2 separate regions of the Homo sapiens genome follow, and region 2 is linked to region 1. A link is an interaction called in ENCODE POLR2A ChIA-PET data of the cell type or tissue named here. Cell type or tissue: PC-9. All regions are shown on one strand. Links, peaks and the distances in the headings refer to the core of each region. The heading gives the core; the rest is flanking DNA. Region 1 overlaps UCK2 (uridine-cytidine kinase 2). Region 2 overlaps MGST3 (microsomal glutathione S-transferase 3).

What was found. Peaks named below come from ENCODE experiments on the same cell type or tissue, not always from the same donor. Only the 100,000 strongest peaks of a DNase experiment are listed, where the experiment ranks them.
Region 2: POLR2A ChIA-PET joins it to region 1 with 19 read pairs; 2 of 35 experiments call an interaction of 5 or more read pairs at or near these places.

What each region holds. Positions count from the first base shown.
Region 1 is chr1:165,851,991-165,862,848 of GRCh38, forward strand. All of the region lies in intron 1 of UCK2 (uridine-cytidine kinase 2), which reads left to right. Among named protein-coding and RNA genes, the nearest start is that of UCK2, 30 kb to the left of the region's middle. RefSeq lists a silencer at 5,022-5,316 and enhancers at 8,923-9,423, 9,424-9,924. In PC-9, for the core only: no CTCF peak of the experiment used is centred there; a DNase peak (open chromatin) is centred at 2,361; H3K27ac peaks cover 1,482 bases.
Region 2 is chr1:165,638,362-165,649,219 of GRCh38, forward strand. All of the region lies in intron 1 of MGST3 (microsomal glutathione S-transferase 3), which reads left to right. Among named protein-coding and RNA genes, the nearest start is that of MGST3, 13 kb to the left of the region's middle. In PC-9, for the core only: no CTCF peak of the experiment used is centred there; a DNase peak (open chromatin) is centred at 6,150.

The DNA of each region.
Region 1 (10,858 bases), core at 1,465-9,464:
CATCTGGGTTGGTTCTAAGTCTTTGCTATTGTAAATAGTGCTGCAGTAAACATATGTGTACATGTGTCTTTATAGTAGAATGATTTATATTCCTTTGGGTGCATACACGGTAATGGGATTGCTGGGTCAAATGGCATTTCTGGTTCAGCATCCTTGAGGAATCACCATGCTGTCTTCCACAATGGTTGAACTAATTACAACAAAAGCCAAAATTGATAAATTGATAAAGTTGATCTAATTAAACTAAAGAACTTCTGCACAGCAAAAGAAACTATCATCAGAATGAACAGGCAACCTATAGAATGGGAGAAAATTTTTGCAATCTACCCATCTGACAAAGGTCTAATATCCAGAATTTACAAGGAACTTAAACAAATTTACAAGAAGAAAGCAACCCCATCAAAAAGTGGAGAAAGGATATGAACAGACACTTCTCGAAAGAAGACATTTACGTGGCCAACAAACATGAGAAAAAGCTCAACAACACTGATCATCAGAGAAACGCAAATCAAAACCACAATGAGATACCACCACACGCCAGTCAGAATGGCGATTATTAAAAAGTCAGGAGACAGTGGATGCTGACGAGACTGTGGAGAAATGGGAATGCTTATACACTGTTGGTAGGAATGTAAATTAGTGCTTATGGTTTTTAAAAGGCTTCCAGAGCAGGGGACCCATATATTTAGTCCCATAGAACACATCCCTTAACCTGCCTCTTAGCATTTCATCTATCCTTCCTTATATAAGTTCTTTCTTCTGGAGTTGGGACAGGAGGTGTCTTGTTATTTGGGTAGAAAGGAGAAAGAATGGGTGGGTATGTGGACAAACGGTGCAGGGAAATAGATAGCATGGGAAGTGTTGCCACAGCTCTATGGAAACTACTTGGATATTATGATTAATGGATAGTCAAACATCTCTCAAATAAATATCAAAGAGTGATCTTCCCTTAAAGGTTATTGTTCCCAAGTTTATCCCTCTCTTGGTGCCCTGGCTCTGGTTTCTTTTCTTCTAAGTTGCCCCTTTGATTACTTGTCATGTGAATATCAAGGCCTGATCCTTCCTCTGTGTGAGCTCCAAGGGGCCGCCTTCCAGTGGAGCTTTGTAGAATCATATGTGTCATAGAGAACAGGTTTTAATGCTGGGCTGCTGTTAGGCTTTAGCGCTAGTGCTGAGAGGCCCCACAAAGAGCTGAACCTACTGATGAGGCCTCTCCCAAATCTAATCAGAGATGGGGGAAAATTTGGGTGCTGGGAAGAGCAGATCATCTCAGTGATTTTAATGCCCACCTTTATTTGCAAAGTGAAAGGAGAAATATATTTCCCTATTGCATTTCCTACCCTTCACTTGTCAGGCATATTTGATATTTTTTTTTTTGTTTTCATTTAAAAAAAATTCCAAAAACACCATGTCAAATATGTCAAATATTTATTTTTTAAAAAGTAGGCCAAGTATTAATGTCTTTCTGCTAAATCTAGTGGGTTCTCTCTCACCCACCCCCGCTCCAACCAGGTGTTTGCAGAAAGGATCTTTTTTTTTTTTTCCGGAAAGGATCTTTATCCAGAAAGGAATTTTAAACCTCAGAGTTAAGTTCTTCTTCACCTCAGTGCTTCCCTCACTAAACATCATCCTTACCCAGAATGTATTTCATAGAGTGTTCCTCTTTCCATCCTTTGATGCTTTATGACCCATGAAAATAATGAAAAGTATTTGTTTCGGGCCCCTAGTATTACCAGGTTTAGGTACTATTGCTATCCTGCATCTTTTTCATTCTTATCTCTGTGCTGTAATTCTATCTCCCTTCTTGAGTATTTCACAACTGGAGACAAGTGAGTTATCTTCCCTAGAACTCTTAACTTACCCTAAGTGTAAGGCTCTGGATAGACACTCAAGGGCTTTTGGAATGTCCACTCATGGGAGCAGCTGTATTTTGTTGCTAGAATATAAAGACCTCATCTTTCAAAATTTCTTTCTTAACAGTTAACAGTTTTAGATTCTTGGATGCTGAATGTTCACCAGTTCTTTCAACTAGATCTGTGTAGTCAGAAGTCCATGCTCTTTGGGAAGTCTGAGAAACTTTAGGTGCCATTCCTATCTCCTCTCATTTTGGGGTTCAGATTGTGAGGCAGAATGCCTGTTGAGACTTTCTGAGCGCATAGGAAGCATTGGAGCAGTGGGATCTGGAGTGGCTTCACCAGGCACCTCAGAGCACAGTGGCAGGCTGAGAACGTCTGTGTGATCTCACACAAAAAGACTGTCTGGGAGTTGGAAACCACTCCTGCCTGTGTGTTACTTCCTGCTGCTGGACGTATGTGTGGTATTTGGTGTTGCCACACTAGGTGGGGGATGGAGAACAAATTATGTCTGCTCCTTGGATATTAGTTAACCTCATTCAGATGATTCTTGGGTGTCCCATGGGGAAGTAAACCGATTTCCCTGGTTTTGCTGTAGGACCTGATTAGTCACATACTGCAGAGAACCAACATGTAGCATAAGGCGCCATTGCCAGCCTGACCAGTGTAGTAGGGAACTGGGTCCCACTTCCGCAGCCCCCAGCCCTGTCTTCTAGAGTTAGACTGTACATTGCTAACTAGGCTTCCTTTTTTAAAAATAAATAAATAAATAAATAAATAAATAAATAAATAAATAAATAAAGTGAGTGTGTCTTTTGGATCTCTTCAGATTAGAAAAAAATCTGTATTTGACTTTTCCTATGTTTGTTCTGATTTTGTTCAGTCCTTTACGCTGAAGCAGCTCCCCCACTCTTCCCACTTAACTCCTATCTTACTTCACCATATCTTTTCTAGTCCATGAATACTACCTTCCATGCTTTATTCTGGTCCTCTAAATCTTTCCTTTATACTTCTGTTTTTCCTGCCAATCCCCAACTCGTACAGAACCCTACTGTAGGAGAACATAACTGAGAAGAATTTAACTGGGTTTGAATAATTAAATAAATTCCCATACGAAGGTATAATAAATAATTTTCTAGATACTTTGTACACATGACACTGAAAAGAGAGGGACATATTCTGTAAAGTAGCTCACTGGGGGAAAATTACCATTGCTACATTTTCAGCCTTAAATTGTAAGGAGTGCAGATGGTTAGCCAGCCTATGTTTCTCCCACCCACCTTCGTTTTAAACTATCCTACCCTGGAAAGATGGATGCTTATAAAATAAATGAAAAAGACTTTACCTTTAGAATGACATAGATTGTGATTGACAGGTCCAGGTAGCTCTTGTGTATGTGAAGGGGAGTTATATAATGTATTAGGCTTTCTTAATTCATTCCACAAACACCTATTCCTAGTTCTTGTCTGAATCTCCATTTATTTTGCAGCAAAGATGTCCCCAAATAAGGTGCTTATATATAGCAACAGATTCTACTTCCTTACATTTTGTTTCAGGACAGCTCACACAGTTTTTTTAACACATTTCAATGGGCCCAGAATCCATCGTGGTAGGAAGTAAAACTGTTTTTACATATATATTCGGTCACTTCCCAGTTTTTTCTTTTCTTTTTTTTTTTTTTTTTTCTTGCAAGCTCCTTCTGTCTGGGCTGACTGAGACCCACATAACATCTCAGCCAGCTGAGTTGGACATTCCCGGGTTTCTGTTGGTGTCTGAATATGTGCAGAGCAGTAGAATATGTGCTACTTGAATCTTGCTGTGCGTGAGCTGCTGGAAGTCGCTGTGTCTGACTAGTGTGTAGAAGCTGGGGCTACCTGTGATGGGGAACATGAATATTCGAGGAGCACAGGTGGATGTGGGGTGGGGACGTGGGGTGTGCATCGTCACAGAGCCAGCCTGGCCCTCTGGAGAGTTGGAACCCTGTTTCCTTGTCCTGGCCAATGTGAAACCTTGGGAATAGTTGCAGAGTAGAGAAATCAAAATACACAATCTATTCTCTGCTTGGCCTTTTTACGCCCTGGTGCAGATTGACTAACCTGTGGTTTTTGATCATCTCTGGTCCAGCGGTTGGGAATCTGTGCTGTCTATAGCATCTGAGTGTTGTGAGAATAAAATGTGAAAATAGGTATGAAAATATATATAAACCATAAAGAATTTCCCCATGTTAAAATGATGTGTGTCTTCCAGTGTAGAAGGTTTTATCTTTTCTATATCTGTATATATAAAAAACATTTATTACATATTATAAGATACATATGTCTGCATTCAGATGATAAAACTAAGGCCCGGAAATGAAAGTATCTTCCCAAGCTCACACAGCTAATCAGTGGCCTAGCCAGTGCTTGAATCTTCTCTTTGAATTCTGATATCTAGTAAGCTGAGTGGGGCCCATTGAAGCAGTAGCCAAATTATGGTACTAAGTACCGTCTGATACATTAATTTATTCAGCAAACATTACGTGCCTGTTGTATCCCCAGCTCCTGGTATTTTGGGTATTAGGTGATTTTTTTTTTTTTTGTCATTAAAATTTCCTCCCCCCACCCCCACCCCACAAGTAACTTGTAATGAGCTTCAGAGGCATTTAGCTTTAAAACAAAAATCTTCCTCCCTCTTTTTAACCACACTACCCTTGGTTCTTAGTTTAAAAATTTAGTTGACATTCCTGTGTGTTTTTATCTTGCAATTGGCCGGAGGGTTATTTATTAGGAAAAGAGATTTTGAATGATTTCAGTAAGTGAACTAGGAGTTGTGATACACGATTATATTAAATTGCTTATGGTTAGTTTTCCAGGAGGTGATTTAATTGTTCACCTTCCTAAGTCTTCAGTCTTAGGCTTATCCAGTGGGAGCTGGAAAGCTTTAATAGGCAAGTTTATTGGAACACACTTCCAGAGTCAAATGTCACTCTTGGCAGCTGCAGATGTCAACTGGGACAAGTATTCAGAGCCTGAGAATTAAGGATATGTGTTAAATATGGCCCTCATAGGCGGCCCCAGGGTTTTTTTTTTTTTTTTTTTACTTTTGCGAACATGTTGACAGAGATGAGGCTCAGAAGGCAGGTATACATGTGCCTTGTCTTCATTCTCTGCAGAGAGAATGTTTTTAGGGGCTTGGGAAAGTATTTCAACTCGAAGAAAGGACTTATAGTTACTAGAATCTTCACATCTGCTTTCTCGAGTGACCTTGAGTCAACCACAGTCTTGTGGGGTAGATGGTATTATTCACCCCTCTTTTGTTACATATTAACATGACAAAACTAAGACTCAGAGAGGAAGTGCCTTCCCCAAGCACATGCAGCTAGCCAGTGGCACATCCAGTACTTGAACCCTTTTCTCTTTGAATCATGCTTTGTACTAAGCTGATCACGGTCCACTGTAGCAGTAGGTGACTTATGGTACTAAGTACCATCTGATACATTAATTTATTCAGCAAACATTGAGTGTCTGTTGTATCTCTAGTACCTGGCATTGCAAAGATGAGTAAGGCAGTAGACAGATAACTGACATAACCCATGACAGTGCAGTTGCGTAAGTGGCATGATCTGGAGTGCAGAGTACTGTGGGGACACCCATGAGGGAGCCACAATTGCCTGGGGTAGGGAGTTGGAGGAGGCAGATGACAGGAGGTAATGACTGAGCTGGAGCTGGAGGGATGAGCAGGAGTTAGGCAGATTGCAAAGGGGGTGCGGGCATGTGCTGGGTGGCATTTCCAGACAAAATCGGAGGGCTTGGAACAGCAGTGTGTGCTCACACCTGGTACGTAGCAGGAGTGAGAGGCAGGAACAGCAGTTTGAGGCTTGACAGCCCTGTGTGCGAAGCGAAGCATTTGAATGATGTCTCATTACCACTGTATACCACATGTCCTTCCCCTGCAGCTTTGGCTGACATCTGTCATTCTACCCTACTCCTGTTGGCCTTACTTTCTCCCTTTTACCCCTCTCAACGTTTGCTTTAGGCTGTCAGTGTTTACTGCACCCCATAAAAGGTTAGATCCTCCCACCAGGCCTGATCTGACTACTAGGAGAGACTGTCTGTATCTGCTGGAGGGATTGAGAGAATTGGTACAGAAGGAGTTTTGTGGATCATGACATCTAGAATTAGCACTCTGAGAAAGAGGGAGTAAGCATGGTATTAGGATTGGAAAAAGGTTTTTTTCCTTTCAGACCATTACAAAAACTCATGAGTTCAGGATGTATCAGTTGTGTGAATAAGGTGGATGTTTGAAGACCCCACTAGCATGTGTTGAGTTTACAGCCACTGTGCAAGATGCATCTTAAAGATTGATAGTCTGTGCACTTTTATCCCGAGGTGTGAGGTACTGGACCTCTGTCATAGGGGAGAGAGTAGAGGCTCAGAGAGGTTAAGTAACCTGCCTGAAGTTGCTCCACCAGTAAGATATGGAACCAAGGATTCACATGTGGGCTGGCCAACCTCTTCATGCCCTGTGCCTCCTATGTGTGTAGGTGGGTCTGTCACTACTGCCCTGGGTGTCCTGCAGAATGGCTGTGGTTCCCAGTCCACCCCCTTGGGAGCCTTGCCTACATTAGCTCGATTTGCTGACAGGTGAACAAACAAGCAACCAGCTGCTCTGATAGGCCTGGGAACTTGTCCCCGGAGAGAATGCCCAAGTCCAGGAAGGTTATGCCAGGTCATGAAGCAGAAGTGTCTGGACATGTCACACAGTCTGCTGAGCCAGCAGTGCCCACTTCATAGCCCTTTCTGTAGGGCCCCTGTGTTGACTCCCTGCATGGTACTCGTCCCTTAGCCCAGGAGAGGCCCCATGGGAGGAGGGAGAGTTGCAGCAACTTCTGGACCCTGAGCCATAGGAACTTCCCCTTCCCAATCTCTGAGAAGATGTTCACAGTGACCTGGCCAGGGTCACTGCAAGAAAGAAAATGGAATGCTGATGGGGCAAGGGTGACAGGGAAGCCAGGCATTCCAGCTGTGTTCAAAGCAGTGACAATGACTGTGGGAGCGGGTCCTGTTTTATATATTCATCATTCTGAGGCCTTCAGGGACTATTTTGTTAGCTACATAAGTGTTGAAAGGGCTGCGTAAACCAGAAATCAAATTCTGTAGATTGGCATCTGCTGGATAAATCTTCTGCTGGGATTGCTACAACATGTTGAATAACCGTGTGTTTTGAAGAATGAAAAAGATAAGACAGTTCACTGAGTTGCAACGTTTATGACACAGGGAATGGAGGACTGTAATTAAATCTACATAAAAAGGCCATGTTTTCCAAGTGTACTTTGAACTTGGGGCAGGTGTTCTGAGTGGGTGGGTGCATCATCTCATTTCCCCCTGCGGAGGAGGCTGCTGGCAACCTGGGAATGGAGGTTAACACCATTTGTTACCCCTGAAGTTTCTGGATGTCTAGAGGAGGACCCCCTTCCTGCGCCCCGCCCCTCCATGCACCAGTCCAGAGCTGTGGTCTCCTTCCTGTGTTGGAGACTCGCTGCTGGTCCTCCGCTGGTGTCTGAGTTGGTTAACCTTAACTGAACCCCTTAACTGAACTTTTCTTGTTACATGTATTCCAGCTCTCAGTGAAGTGACATTCTGCCCTCTGGGCCCAGATCCCTGAACCCTTCCCTGCATTTCAGACCTAAATAGCACCCTGTCAGAAAGATCAGTGGGGCCGGGAGCTGTGGCTCACGTCTGTAATCCTAGCACTTTGGGAGGCCAGGGTGGGTGGATCACTTTGAGCCCGGGAGTTTGAGAACATCCTAGGCAACATGGTAAAATTCTTGTCTCTACAAAAAAACCCACAAAAAATTAGCAGGGTGTGGTGGTGCATGCCTGTGGTCCTAGCTACTGGGTGGGGAGGAGTAGGGGGAAGCTGAGGTAGGAGAGAATCACTTGAGCCCAGGAGTTCAAGGCTGAACTAAGTCATGAGTGAGACCCTGTCTCAATAAGATCAATGGGTTGGAAGTGAAAGTCCCTTCCCAAACTCAACTCTGGGGAAGAAGCTCTTGCCTTCTCTGGCCCTCCCCTGCCCACCTTGTCCACCCTGCTTTGCCCATCACAGCAGGCCTCCCGTTCCACTGCAATAACCCTCCCCACTAGTCTCCTTGTGCGGGACCAGTCTTTACTCTTCTTTGGGTTGCTGTTTGCGTCAGGGCTCACAGCTTTGAAGGAGGTTCAAGCCACCATCATATTTTGCTATAGTCCAGACTGCTGGACATTGATCAGTCCTCTGTCCCCACCTTAACCCTGTGCACGCAGTTGCACTGCGGGGCAGATTCAAGATGCTCACCCTGTGTCCCACTGCTTGTTTTCAGGCTGTGTTGATCACACCTGCCTGCTGCCTTTCAGGATCACCTTCTTAGTTCTTTGTATCCACCTTTGTCCCCACCCTCCACAGCCTTGTCTTGAAGGCCACATACCACACCTTTGAAGCTGCCCTCTTCCTGTTGAAGCCTTCCTTGCTTTTCCAATTGCTTTTCTACTGTTGACAAAAGTAGAGGGGACTGTGACCTAGGGTTATAATTCATCTCCCTGCAGTTGTGCATGATGTTTGTGCAGAGTGAATTCTTTTTTTTTTGAGACAGGGTCTCACTTTTTGAGACGGGCCTCACTCCAGTTGCCCAGGCGGGAGTGCAGTGGTGCAATTGCAGCTCACTGCAGCTTCGACCTCCCAGGCTCAGGTGATTCTCCCACCTCAGCCTCCCAAGTAGCTGGGACTACAGGTGCACACCACCACACCTGGCTAATGTTTTGTATTTTTAGTAGAGACAGAGTTTCAACATGTTGGTCAGGCTGGTCTGGAACTCCTGAGCTCAAGTGATTCATACGCCTCAGCCTCCCAAAATTCTGGGATTACAGGTGTGAGCCACAGCGCCCCGCCCCAGAGTGAATTCTTAACCTTATCTCATATCTATTCGCTATTCTTGACTCCCTTGTTTCTATTATAATCCTTAGAGCCGTGGTGGTCAACTCCAAGAGAGTAGGAACCAAGTCTGCATGATTTGCCTAAAATACTTGATACTTTACTGGGAGTAAGTATAATACTTGAAACTGCTTTGTTGAGAAAAATAAAAGAAAGCATCTGTCCAGTCTACTATAATAAAATAGCTTAGACTGGGTAATTTATAAACAACAGGAATTTATAGCTCACAATTCTGGAGTCTATGAGGCCCAAGTTCAAGGCACCAGTAGATTCAGTGTCTGGTGGGGGGCCCATTCTCTGCTTCATAGTTAGTGCCTTTTATGGTCTTCACTTGATGGAAAGGGCAAAAGGTATCCCCCAAGTCTCTTTTAAAAGGGCGCTAATTCCATTCATGAGGGCTGAGCCTTCATGACCTAATCACCTCCCAGAGGTCCCACCTCTTAACGCTATTGATACGTGGATTAAGTTTCAACACAGGCATTTTAGGGGGACACAGGCATGCCAACCTTAGCAGCAACTTTTCATATAATTTGTATCCTAAAAACAGTAAAACTCGGCCGGGCGCGGTGGCTCACGCCTGTAATCCCAGCACTTTGGGAGGCCGAGGCGGGCGGATCACGAGGTCCGGACATCGAGACCATCCCGGCTAAAACGGTGAAACCCCGTCTCTACTAAAAATACAAAAAATTAGCCGGGCGTAGTGGCGGGCGCCTGTAGTCCCAGCTACTTGGGAAGCTGAGGCAGGAGAATGGCGTGAACCCAGGAGGCGGAGCTTGCAGTGAGCCGAGATCCCGCCACCGCACTCCAGCCTGGGCGACAGAGCGAGACTCCGTCTCAAAAAAAAAAAAAAAAAAAAAACAAAAAAAAACAACAGTAAAACTCAATAGCTCTGGTTTATTGACTGTTTATTACATGCCTGCTAAGATAGGCATTCCCTACCTGGCCATTTTACAGATGAAGGAACTCAGGTTAAAGGAGGTTAACAACCTTGTCCAAGGTCAGACAGCACATCTGGATTCAGACATCAGCTTGTGTGACTTAAGCTTATTTTTCTCTTCACCATGCCAGTCCTGCCTCTAGCAAAATACACGCAGATTTCATGATACCACTTTTAATTTCAGCAAATTATGTTATCATTTTCAATTAACTGATAATTAGCTGGCAGTCCTTGGAAGGTAGAAGGAGTTCTGATGGAAGCCCTCATCGTTTTTTATTCTTTCATGACTTCCACTTGAAGGTCCTTGCTTACTGAAATGGAAGCCATAAGTCCTCTCGTCACCCTTGGTAGAAGGGTGCTAAATCATCCTTGCTAAATACTTGACGGAAACCATCAGTCATCTCGTTTGGCTCTCATCAATCTCTTTGTTCATATGCACAGGCTCTTAATCTCTGTTTTCCCTTTCTTTAGAGTACCGTAGTCTCAGATGATAAACTTCTCTGAAGCTAATTTCTTCACTGCTGCCCTGGAGTGTCTCTTCATGCTGCATTCTAAACAAGTGAAGAGCAAAGTTGCTCTTGGTAGGGCAGCCAGGTTCAGGACAGTGCTGCTTCCAGATCAGAAAACATCCATAGGGTGTAGTCTGGCCCACGCTTGATGTAGGCACAAGGCAGAGGCGAATGAAGATCATGGGAGGTCCTTTGGTGTAAAAACCCCATCTGCCTGGAGCTTCAGGATTAGCAGTGTTTCACAGCCCGTCTGAAGTGCCAGCACTTGGGAAAACTTACAAGAGAGATGTTTGGGAAGTATTTCAAGCACTGCTTTGTGTCCTTAAGGAACAGTGAGTGAATGGCCCGTTGCAGGCTGAGTCTGATGTCAGTTTTTGACTTCCGTATAGTAGTACATCAGGTGGCAGCTGGCTGCAACCCAGCCTCCACTGACTTTAGAGCCAGCCAAGTGAGTTCTAGTTTCAGCCCACAGGTCTTATGTTGTTGCCGAGGGACCTTTACAAGACACTTAAACCCTTAGTTTCCTCTTGTAAATGAGAATTTTAAAAAGTTCCCGACACAGAGAGAGAGGCCATCAATAAATGTTGGATACCTTCCCTTTCACTTCCCTG
Region 2 (10,858 bases), core at 1,561-9,560, 210 kb before region 1:
ATCAGCTACTTTGAGGCAGAAGGATTGCTTGAGTCCAGAGGTCAAGCCTGCAGTGAGCCCTGATTGTGCCACTTCCACTCCAGCCCGGATGACAGAGGGGGACCCTGTCTCAAAACAAAAACAAAACAAAACAAAAACCCAGCCAGGTACGGTGGCTCACACCTGTAATCCCAGCACTTTCGGAGGCCAAGGAGGGTGGATCACTTGAGGTCAGGAGTTCAAGACCAGCCTGGCCAACATGGCGAAACCCTGTCTCTACTAAAATACAACAATTAGCTGGGCATGGTGGTGCATGTCTGTAATCTCAGCTACTTAGGAGGCTGAGGCAGGAGAATCACTTGAACCCAGGAGGTGGAGGTTGCAGTGAGCCAAGATCGTGCCACTGCACTCTGCCACTCACTCTAGCCTGTGGGACAGAGAGAGACTCCGTCTTAAAAAAAAAAAAAAACCCACATTCTAGAAATAATTAGGTTTCTAAAGTATTCTTAAAAGGGGCATCTGTGGAAACCAGCCACTAATAACATATTTAAAGGAGAGAGACTGAATGCTTCCCCCTAAGATGAGGAAAGAGGCAAGGATGTCGGCACTTGCCACTGGTATTCAACATTGCATTGCCCCTAACCAGGACAATCAGTCAAGAAAAAAAAATAAATAAAAGACATCCACATTGGAAAGGAAGAAGTAAAACTGTCTCTCTTTGCAGATGGTATGATCCTCTATGTAAAGTATTCCAACGATCGTGGATCTGTCTCTCCCTCCCCTATGCTCTTGGGCCCTGGCTCTGTTTCTCTCCTGGAGTAGAAGCCTGTGGTGCAGCAGGATTCAATTGCCTTCAATTGAACGTTGCAGAGGACTTTCCCCTCGGTGCTTCCCGTACTGGGGGAAGAGGTGATTTAACTTCTGAGTAAGGGACAAACCCAGTAGTGTGTTAGTAGCAAAAAGCATGGACACTGGCATCAGTCTGCCTGTATTCAGACACCAGCTGTGCACTCATCAGCTGTGGGACCTTAGGCAAATTGTTGAATTTCTCTTTGCCTCCATTTCCTCATCCATAGAATGGGGATAATAATAGTAACTATCATATGGGATTGTTGTAAGGATGGAAAGTGTTAAAATATCTAAACTCTGTTACAGTGCCTGCCATAAAAGAAGCACTCTAGGCCTGGCGCGGTGGCCCATGCTTGTAATCCCAGCACTTTGGGAGGCTGAGGCAGGTGGACTGCTTGAGGTCAGGAGTTCGAGACCAGCCTGGCCAACATGGCGAAACCCCATCTCTACTAAAAATACAAAAATTAGCTGGGTGTAGTGACATGTGCCTGTGATCCCAGCTACTCTGGAGGTTGAGGCATGAGAATTGCTTGAACCCGGGAGGCAGAGGCTGCAGTGAGCTGAGATAGCACCCCTACACTCCAGCCTTGGTGACAGAGCAAGACCCTGTCTCAAAACAAAACAAAACAAAAGAAGCACTCTATGGGACCAGGTCTTATAGTTAGGTATTATATATGTAGTAGTGATATTTTCAGTTTTGCTGTTTCTGCCAGATGGGATGAAAAATTCCATGAGAAGTTGGCTGGAAGTCCTACTGATTCATTAAATAGGCCTTTCATTTGAAGTCATGTTTCTAATCATTCAGAAGTTGAGGTATGCCTGATCCATGGTATTAGAAGGGATGATCCCAGAGAGGTCATTCTGTAGCATAATGAGCATTACTTTTGAAGGATGGAGAACCTAGAACTCTGACTCATTTGACTATGGGAAAATCTGATCTGGTGAGTGACCATGACCATGAAGTGAGATCTGGTAACCCAATGGTGGTCACAGGATAGAGACTCTGAAGATACTGAGCTGGCTTACACACTTGCTTTGTTGTCTCGAACCTCTGTTAAAGCTGAAAGAAGAAGTCAGTCTTCTGCTGGGCACACTGTTAGTGTGTAATTGTGAAGAGCTTAGCTGGAGCTTGCTCTTCACAACAGTCTCTGATCTCATCAGCCCCATTCTGTTTTCAGGGGTGGTACAGAAGGAGCACCTCAGGAGCCTCCAAAGATAGTAGTAGAATATAACCACCAAGACAAGACTGTGACTGTGGTTTTGAATCAGATAGAATCACCACCTCCTGCAAATTTTGTTTTTGCTCAGAACAGTGGTTCTTAAAATGTGGTCCTTGACCAACATCATCAGCATTACCTAGGAACTAGTTAGATATGATAATACTCAGGCCCCACCTAACATGACTGAACCAGAAACTCTGGGACTGAGGTATGTTTTAACAAACTCTCCAGGTGATTTTAATGCCACCAAAGTTTGAGAACCACTGATCTAGGATATAGAACAGCAGCATTCTACTGAGTTTCTGTCTTCATGCAAGTTGCTATAAAAAATATAAGCAAGGAGACACGCTCTCTGTCCTCAAAGAGCACATAGTCCATCTAGAGAGGTATACTATATTCAATGCCACACAAAGGAGGCCTTCCCAGCCGGGATCCTGATGCAACAGCCCTGCCCAGTCTCTATGCCATTGCCGTGTGTTTTCCCCAGAAGAGTTCCCATTCTTGGCCAGGTGCCTGTAATCCTAGCACTCTGGGAGGCTGAGGCAGGTGGATCACCTGAGGTCAGGAGTTCGAGACCAGCCTGGCCTACGTGGTGAAACCCCGTCTCTACTAAAAATACAAAAATGAGCCTGGTGTGATGGTGGGCACCTATAATCCCTGCTACTCGGGAGGCTGAGGAAGGAGAATCACTTGAACCCAGGGGGCGGAGGTTGCAGTGAGCCTAGATCGTGCCACTTCACTCTAGCCTGGGGGGAAGAGCAAAACTTTGTCTCAAAACAAAAAAAGAGTTCCCACTCCCTGAAGCTGTTTTTTGTTTGCATGTTTGTTGTCAGTCTCCTGTCATCATTCGAAGGTCAGGGCCTTGAGGGCAGGACCCTTTCTTGTTCACTGCTGCATCCCCACCCCTCAGCAGTTCCTGGCATAGACAGCAAGTGCTTTATATATTCTGGTTGAATAAATGAATTAAGTGTTCTTTGATTCATTATGCTGTCTACGGTAGGAAACTCTATTTTGCAATCTAATTAGACCAGCCTTTTGCCAAATTTGAATTATTTTAAACAAAATCAGAACTATTGTGTAAGAGCATACAACTGATTTGTAGAAAAACCAGTATATCCTCATTTAGGAACTGTTGCATATGTGGACAGACATGTACAGTTACCAGTATTTATTTCTTCATATTTGGACCAACATTTATTGTTTATACCAGGTACATATCTAGTTTATCTAATTTAATTCTTCAAACCACACTGTGATATAAATGGGTAGTATTTTCCCTGTTTTGTAGAGAAATTAGATACATCCTAAAGCTTGCAGGGGCTATGTATGAATACAGGTCTGTCTGACTCCTCAATTCCTGCTATCTCTAGTCTTGTAGATTTCCCACAGGAAAAGATGAATCATAAAACAGTATTGAAGTCCACTAGGAGTAAAAACATTTAGGATCTCTACCCTTAAATAAGTGACAAAAACTTTCTAATTTAAAAAAATAGATAATTCAAATTTCTTTTAAACCTTTAATGTTCTCTTGACTGATCTATTTTGACTTAAGACTGCCAACAAACAGTTAACTAGGAGCAGCTACCTCTGCAATTGCTAATAAGGAAAGTAAGAATAGAAACTCTTTCATCCTATTTCTGTCTTTCCCTACCCATTTATTTTGTTTTTGTTTTATTGTGTTATACCTAGTTTGTGATTATTGCTAGGAAGGGAAAAATCTGGAATTGGGTACTTGTTTACTTATTTGCCTGTGTCCCCTGCTAGAAAATGAGTTTCATAAAGAACCAACCTCTGGCTGTTCCCTGTTCGTCTCCAGCACTAGCCCAGTGAGTGGCACATAGTGGGCACTCAGTAAGCCTGAATAAGTAAATGAATGCACGATCACCCTCATGCAGTGCTGAGCAGTGTCTGGCTGCAGCAAGAGTTTGAATGACTGCAGCTTCCGGATGTCCATAGTCAGTGCTAAAATCCTGCTTCCTTCTGGCTGCTTCTGCCTTTCACATGATAGCATATATTTTAACATGGCTGGCTGCTGAGAGTTCAGAAAAGGAAGAGGATATATGTGGTTCTAAACTTTGCTATTTTAAAATGGCAGTTATAAATTCTAAAATGTATATTCATTATCATTTAGCCAAACATCCCCGTTGAGTCAGGTCAAGGACAGTTAACCAAACATTAGCATATGTAACGTAACATAATATATAACATTTACTGAGTCCTTCCTATGTGTCAGGCATCATGATGAATGTTTATAGACAGTATGTCCATCTAATCCTCTCAACAACCTTCCAAGGTTATATTAGTATCTCCATTTAACAAGTGAGGAAACTGAGGTGCTGAAAGGTGTTAAGTAATATTCCCAAGGACACTCAACTAGGAAATATGAGAACCAGGTTCTGAATGCAGACAATTTGATTCCAAAACTGCATTCAACTGCAAAGCTGTCTCGTGAACTGCACTTAGCAGATAAGTGGTGGTACTCAAGCCAGAAGTCAGGTCTGATCTTTCGGTTCCATCATTCCATACTGCCTGTTCCTCTGTCTTCTCAATGAATAATGATTGTCAAGCCACTCTAAGTTTTTTTAGATATGTATTTGCTCATTTTGGAAATTACAGAAAATTACAAAGAAAAATCTATAATCTAGCCATCTAGAAATAACTATGCTTATGATTTTAATACTTTCTTAATTTTTTTCTATTATTAAGAAAACCAAGATTATTCTACATATACTTTTATTTTCTTTTTTCCCCACTCAACCTGCTGTATATTGAGCCTGTTTTAACCTCTTTAATATTTGTACACACCATTTTTAACAGTTGTATAATGTTCTATTTAACGGGTATATTATTTATTTAACTGGCCCTCTATTATTGGACATATGTAGTATTTCTGGTTTTGCCATCATAAATATTGCTGAAGTAAATATCTTTGAACCAAATTTGTTTGCATTTCTGATTGTTACCTCAGGATAGATTTCTAGTAGGATTAATGAGCCAAAGAATATTAATATTAAAAAGAATATTACTGGCCAGGTGCTGTGGCTCATGCTTGTATTCCCAGCATTTTGGGAGGCTGAGATGGGAGGATCACTAGAGCCCAGGAGTTCGAGACCAGCCTAAGAAACATAGGAAGATCCTATCTCTTAAAAAAAAAAAAAAGAAAAAATATACATAGGCTGGGCGTGATGGCTAACACCTGTAATCCCAGTACTTTGAGAGGCTGAGGCAGCCGTATCAGTTGAGGCCAGGAGTTTGAGACCAGCCTGGCCAACATGGCAAAACCCCCATCTCTACTAAAAAATAAAAAAATTAGCCGGGTGTTGTGGCGGGCGCCTGTGATCCCAGCTATTTGGGAGGATGAGGCATGAGAATTGATTGAATCTGGGAGGCAGAGGTTGCAGTTAGCTGAGATTGTGCCACTGCAGTCCAGCCTGGGCGACAGAGCGAGACTGTCTCAAAATAAATAAAATAAAATAAAAAAATTTTAAAAATACAGAAATTAGCTGGGCATGTCAATGTGTGCCTGCAGCCCCAGCTACTTGGGAGGCTGAGTTGGGAGGATCACCTGAGCCCAGAAGGTCAAGGCTGCAGTGAGCTGTGATAGCACCACCATACTCCAGCCTTGGCAACAGAGACCCTGTGTTAAAAAAAAAAAAAAAAAATTACCTATTGCCAGGCTGTCCTCTAGATGGTTCTATCTTATACTTCCCTCAACAGTGTAGAAGAGGGAAAACTAGGTACTTTTAACTACAGTTATGTGTTCACTCATGATGGAGATATGTTCTGAGAAATGTGTTAGGTGATTTTGTCATTGTGAGAATATCGTACAGTGTACTTACACAAACCTAGACAGTATAACCTACTACACACCCAGGCTATATAGTCTAGCCTATTGCTTCTAGGCTGCAAACATGTACAGCATGTTACTGTACTGAATACCATAGGCAATTGTAACATAGTGGTATGTATTTGTGTGTCTAAAGATATCTAAAAACTTAGAAAAGATCCAGTAACAATATGGTATAAAAGACAAAAAATGGTACACCTGTAGAAGGCACTTACCATGAATGGAGCCTGCAGGACTGGAAGTTGCTCTGGATGAGTCAGTGAGTGAGTGGTGAGTGTGAAGGCCTAGGGCATTTCTGTACACTGCTGCAGACCTTACGTACACTGTATACTTAGGCTACACTACATTCATTTTTTAATATTTTATCTTCAATAATAAGTTAAACTAGATTACTGAAGCTTTTTTACTATAATTTTTAAACTTTTGAATCTTTTGTGACAATACTTAGCTTAAAACACTAATACATTGTAACTGCATAAAAATTGTTTCTTTGTTTTTTGTTTTCTTTTGTTTTTTTCTTGAGACAGAGTCTTGCTGGGTCTCCCAGCCTGGAGTGCAGTGGTGCAATCTCGGCTCACTGCAACCTCCACCTCCCGGATTCAAGCAGTTCTCCTGCCTCAGCCTCCCGAGCAGCTGGGATTACAGGCACTCATCACCTCGCCCAGCTAATTTTTTTATATTTTTAGTAGAAACAGGGTTTCACCATGTTGGCCAGGCTGGTTTTGAACTCCTGACCTCAAGTGATCTGCTTGCCCTGGCGTCCCAAAGTGCTGGGATTACAGGTGTGAGCCACCATGCCCGGCCAAAAATTGTTTCTTCATATCCTTATTCTATAAGATTTTTTTTTCTATGTTTTAAATACTTTTTTTATTTTTAAAGAAGCAACACCATTCAGTTCAGAACACCCATACTGACTTTGAGCTGATGGCCTTTGTAGGTTTCTAACTGGAAGTGAAATTTTTTCTATTTTTAAAACTTTCTTTTTATTTCATAGTTACTTTTTAAGCTTTTTTTGTTAAAAATTAAGACACAAACACACACCTTATCCTAGGCCTATACAGGGTCAGGATCATCAGTATCCGTCTTCTGCCTCCACATCTTGCCCCAGTGGAAGGTCACATGGACACACCTGCCATGTGTGGAGCTGTCCTCTCCTATGGTAACAAGGCCTTCTGGAATACCTCAGGGAGGACCTGCTTGCACCTGTTTTACAGTTAACATTTTTTTTTAATAAGTAGAAGGAATACACTATAATGCTAAAAAGTATAGTATAGTAACTACATAAACCAGTAACTGTCACTTATGATCATTATCAAGTGTTATGTGCTGTACATAATTATACATGCTATACTTTTATATGACTGGCAGCGCAGTAGGTTTGTTTACACCAGCATCACCACAAACATGTGGATGATACAGTGTACTACGATGTTACAATGGCACAGTGGCTATGATGTCACTAAGCAATAGGAATGTTTCAGCTCCATTACAGTCTTATGGGGCCATTGTTAAATATGCAGTCCATCACTGAAACGCATGGCTGCATGTGGTAGAAGGTTTCAATTCATAAATATTAATTTATACTGCTGGTTTATGACTAACCCAGGAAACTGCATAATGATTAACAAATGCTACGATATAACCAAGTGAATTGCAAAGTCATCTACACCTGTATTAAAGTTCAGCTCAGAAAGGACTGTTTGGACTGTGTGTATCTAGCACTACGTAGAAGAGAAAGTCAAGGGCAAAGTTCCCACTCTCAAGAACTTTATCTTGTTGGGTTCATGAAAGGGTTTCTGGTGACACAGAGTAGGTATATAATCAGCAAAATGTGGTCTGCGGTTCAAATGAGTGCTCATGCCAGAGATTGGTTGGGTGCCAGCTATCAGTTCTTCCACCCTGTCCCTGGAAGCTATCTGCTACCTCTGGGGCTGGCACAACCCAGGGTGTGGCTGCGACTGCCTAGGGTGTGGCCACTGTGAACTGAGCTGCATCCCCTTCCTGGTGCACACCCGCACACACAAAAGTCACTCTCTAAGGAGTGGGAATATCTATCTCTTCGCCTTGGAATCTTCAGAAAATAATGATGTAGCAAATGATAGTTTTTTTGAATGTTGATTTAATTAAGCTGATTCTTTCTTTGAAAGAGAAGATTTAATGATTTTTCACTCCCTATTGCATTTATGTTTTCCACAACTACGACAAGAGTTTTCTCTGTGTTCTGAATTCTTCTTTCTTAAGATTTCTCTTTCTGGATTAGTCATAAACCAGTCTTTCTTAAATACATTCAGTTTCTTCCCTGGTTTCAATAGATATTGAGGGAAGAAACGGAAACCTGAATTGGTTAGATGCATACTTTATACCAGACACTGTGCCAGATGATAGAGATTATTTCAGGTGTGTATTCAGGGGACGGGGTGCGTGGTGGTGGTCATTCTGAAAGACACCTGCAGTTGCAGCTCAAATCATTTATTCCGTAAGTATCTATGAGCGTGCACACTGTGCTTGACATGGAAGATGCCAGACAAACGTGGTCCTGCTCTGTTTTAAGTGAAGGTTGTTATGGTGTATAAAGCAGGACACCTCACTTGGTAGGAGTGCAAGGAGGTATCAGGGAGGGCTGTTCTGCTGCCCTTCTCGCAGGCAGCTTTTCAGGCATTGCTCCTGCACCTATGCAGACGTGTCCATGGCTCGTGCGGGGGACCCTCAGGGAGAACAGTCACGCTGCTGCCCCAGGCACTTGCACTGTCCCTATGACTGAGTATGCATCCTCTGCAAACCACTGCTGTAGCATCAGACTCTGGGTACCCTTACTGTGAATTCACTGCCTTTCCAAGGTCCTAACTGTTGCTGGCTCTGCTTGTCATCATCCAGATTCATAACGCCATACATACCTTAACAAAGTGTGAGGAGAGTAACTTTCACTAGGGTGCAAATGCCCATCAAGTTTAACCTCACAGATTGCATTTATACTTTAAAAGAGGAGCTCAGTAGTAAATATTAATTTGTAATTATAGATTCTAACTGTGGATTGTAGAGCAGTTGCTTTGCTGTGACAGGCATCTATGCAAGAGGCACTTCTCTTATCTTGCCATCTACCTACCCTAGCCTCTTAAAATTAAGAAAAATAGAAGTCAGTGACTAAGCCACCAAATTTGAATGTGTTACCTGGGCTAGCTGGAGTGTTTTGGGGGAGAATTCTAAAACCTGCTCTGGTCTTAGCTCTGCCCTCATTTACTGAGCCTCTATTTCCTTTTCTATAAAGTGGAGCTAATAGGAGTTTTGTGAAGAGTAAAAGTGAGCTGAAAAGTGCTGGGCTGACACAAGGTAGCCCTGCACATAGCCAGGGAGCCCAGCATCCTGTCCAAAGATTAGAGTCTGAAAGCTCACTCTACTGATTTGCAAACTTTAACCTAAAGCAAATATGCTTAATTTTATTGTCCTTACATTTATTGCTTCTGAGAGACACCTTTTTTTTTTTTTAAGGCAAGGTCTTGCTCTGTTGCCCCATGCTGCAGTGAGGTGGTGCAATCATAGCTCACTACAGCCTCAGCCTCCTGGGCTCAGGTGATCCTCCCACTTCAGCCTCCTGAGTAGACATGAGAGTCTCCCTGTGTGGCCCAGGCTGCCTGGCCTCAAGTGTTCCTTCCACCTTGGCCTCCCAAATTGTTGGGACTGTAGGTGTGAGCCACCATGCTTAGGTGGCAGCTTTATTTTAAATGACCTGTTTGCCCCAGATGTGTTGAATTTAAGGATAGGCTGGAGGTTCAGTCATTTTTATTTATTTTCAAAGAGGTGTTCAGAATTCACACTCTGTTTTTCTTTTAATAACTACTGTGGCTTCCTCCTCATGCTGACTTTCTACACTTGGGAAGAGAATGTGGGCAAGGAAGCTTGGAGGGAAGCCAGAGACTCCTTGCTCTCTGCAGCTGCACAGACAGGCCAGGATCTGCTGACCTGTGGAACCAGCCCGCTGCAGTGTGTGCCCCCCAGCCCCCGGAGGGGCAGCGGGCATGCCTCAGAGAGCAGCTCAGAGTGAAGACGGTAGAAGGGGAAAACTGATGAGAATTATTGTGAATCATGGTGGGGAGGAGGGGTTTTAAGAAGTTAGGCCTGTTAGGCTGGGTGCGGTGGCTCACACCTGTAATCCCAGCACTTTGGGAGGCCGAGGTGGGTGGATCATCTGAGCTCAGGAGTTCAAGAATAGCCTGGCCAACATGGCAAAACCTCGTTTCTACTAAAAATACAAAAATTAGCTGGGTGTGGTGGTGCGCATCTGTAATCCCAGCTACTTGGGAGGCTGAGGCAGGAGAATCACTTGAACCCGGGAGATGGAGGTTGCAGTGAGCCGAGATCGTGCCACTGCACTCCAGCCCGGGCGACAAGAGTGAAACTCCATCTCAAAAAAAAAAAAGCAGTTAGGCCTATTTTGCTGTGCTAAGAGAAACTTACTTTTAATGAACTGAGCTGCATGCCTATCCCAAATTCTGTTTTAAGGAAGATGCTCTGACCACAGTGTCAGTTTGGCTCTAAAGTTTCAAGGGATACTGAAAGGGAATATTGGAACCAAATGAATCTGAATGGGAATCCCAGGTCTGTCACTGTCTGTTTTAGACCTTGGAAACATTACTTAACCTCTTTTGAAAATAAGGATTTACCATCTTGTTGGTTGGTTTGTTAGGATGATTAGATACATTCCAGATCAGGGTAACTCTCCTAGGTTAAAAGCAGGGACTGAAGCCAGGCAATTACCAGGGATGGAAATTTTAAAGCTGACGGCAGAACACACACCAGAGCTGCTGGCTCGTGGAAGCCTTTGAAGTGATGATTTGATGGGCAATCTGAGTTCCTCAGGAGCTGCCCAAAGCCTCATAGGCTCAGGAGCCATGCTCTGCTTTCAGAGTACTCAACCTGGGCCTTCCCCTACCTGTGTGAGATGTCTGCTGCTGCACCCGCACGTGCC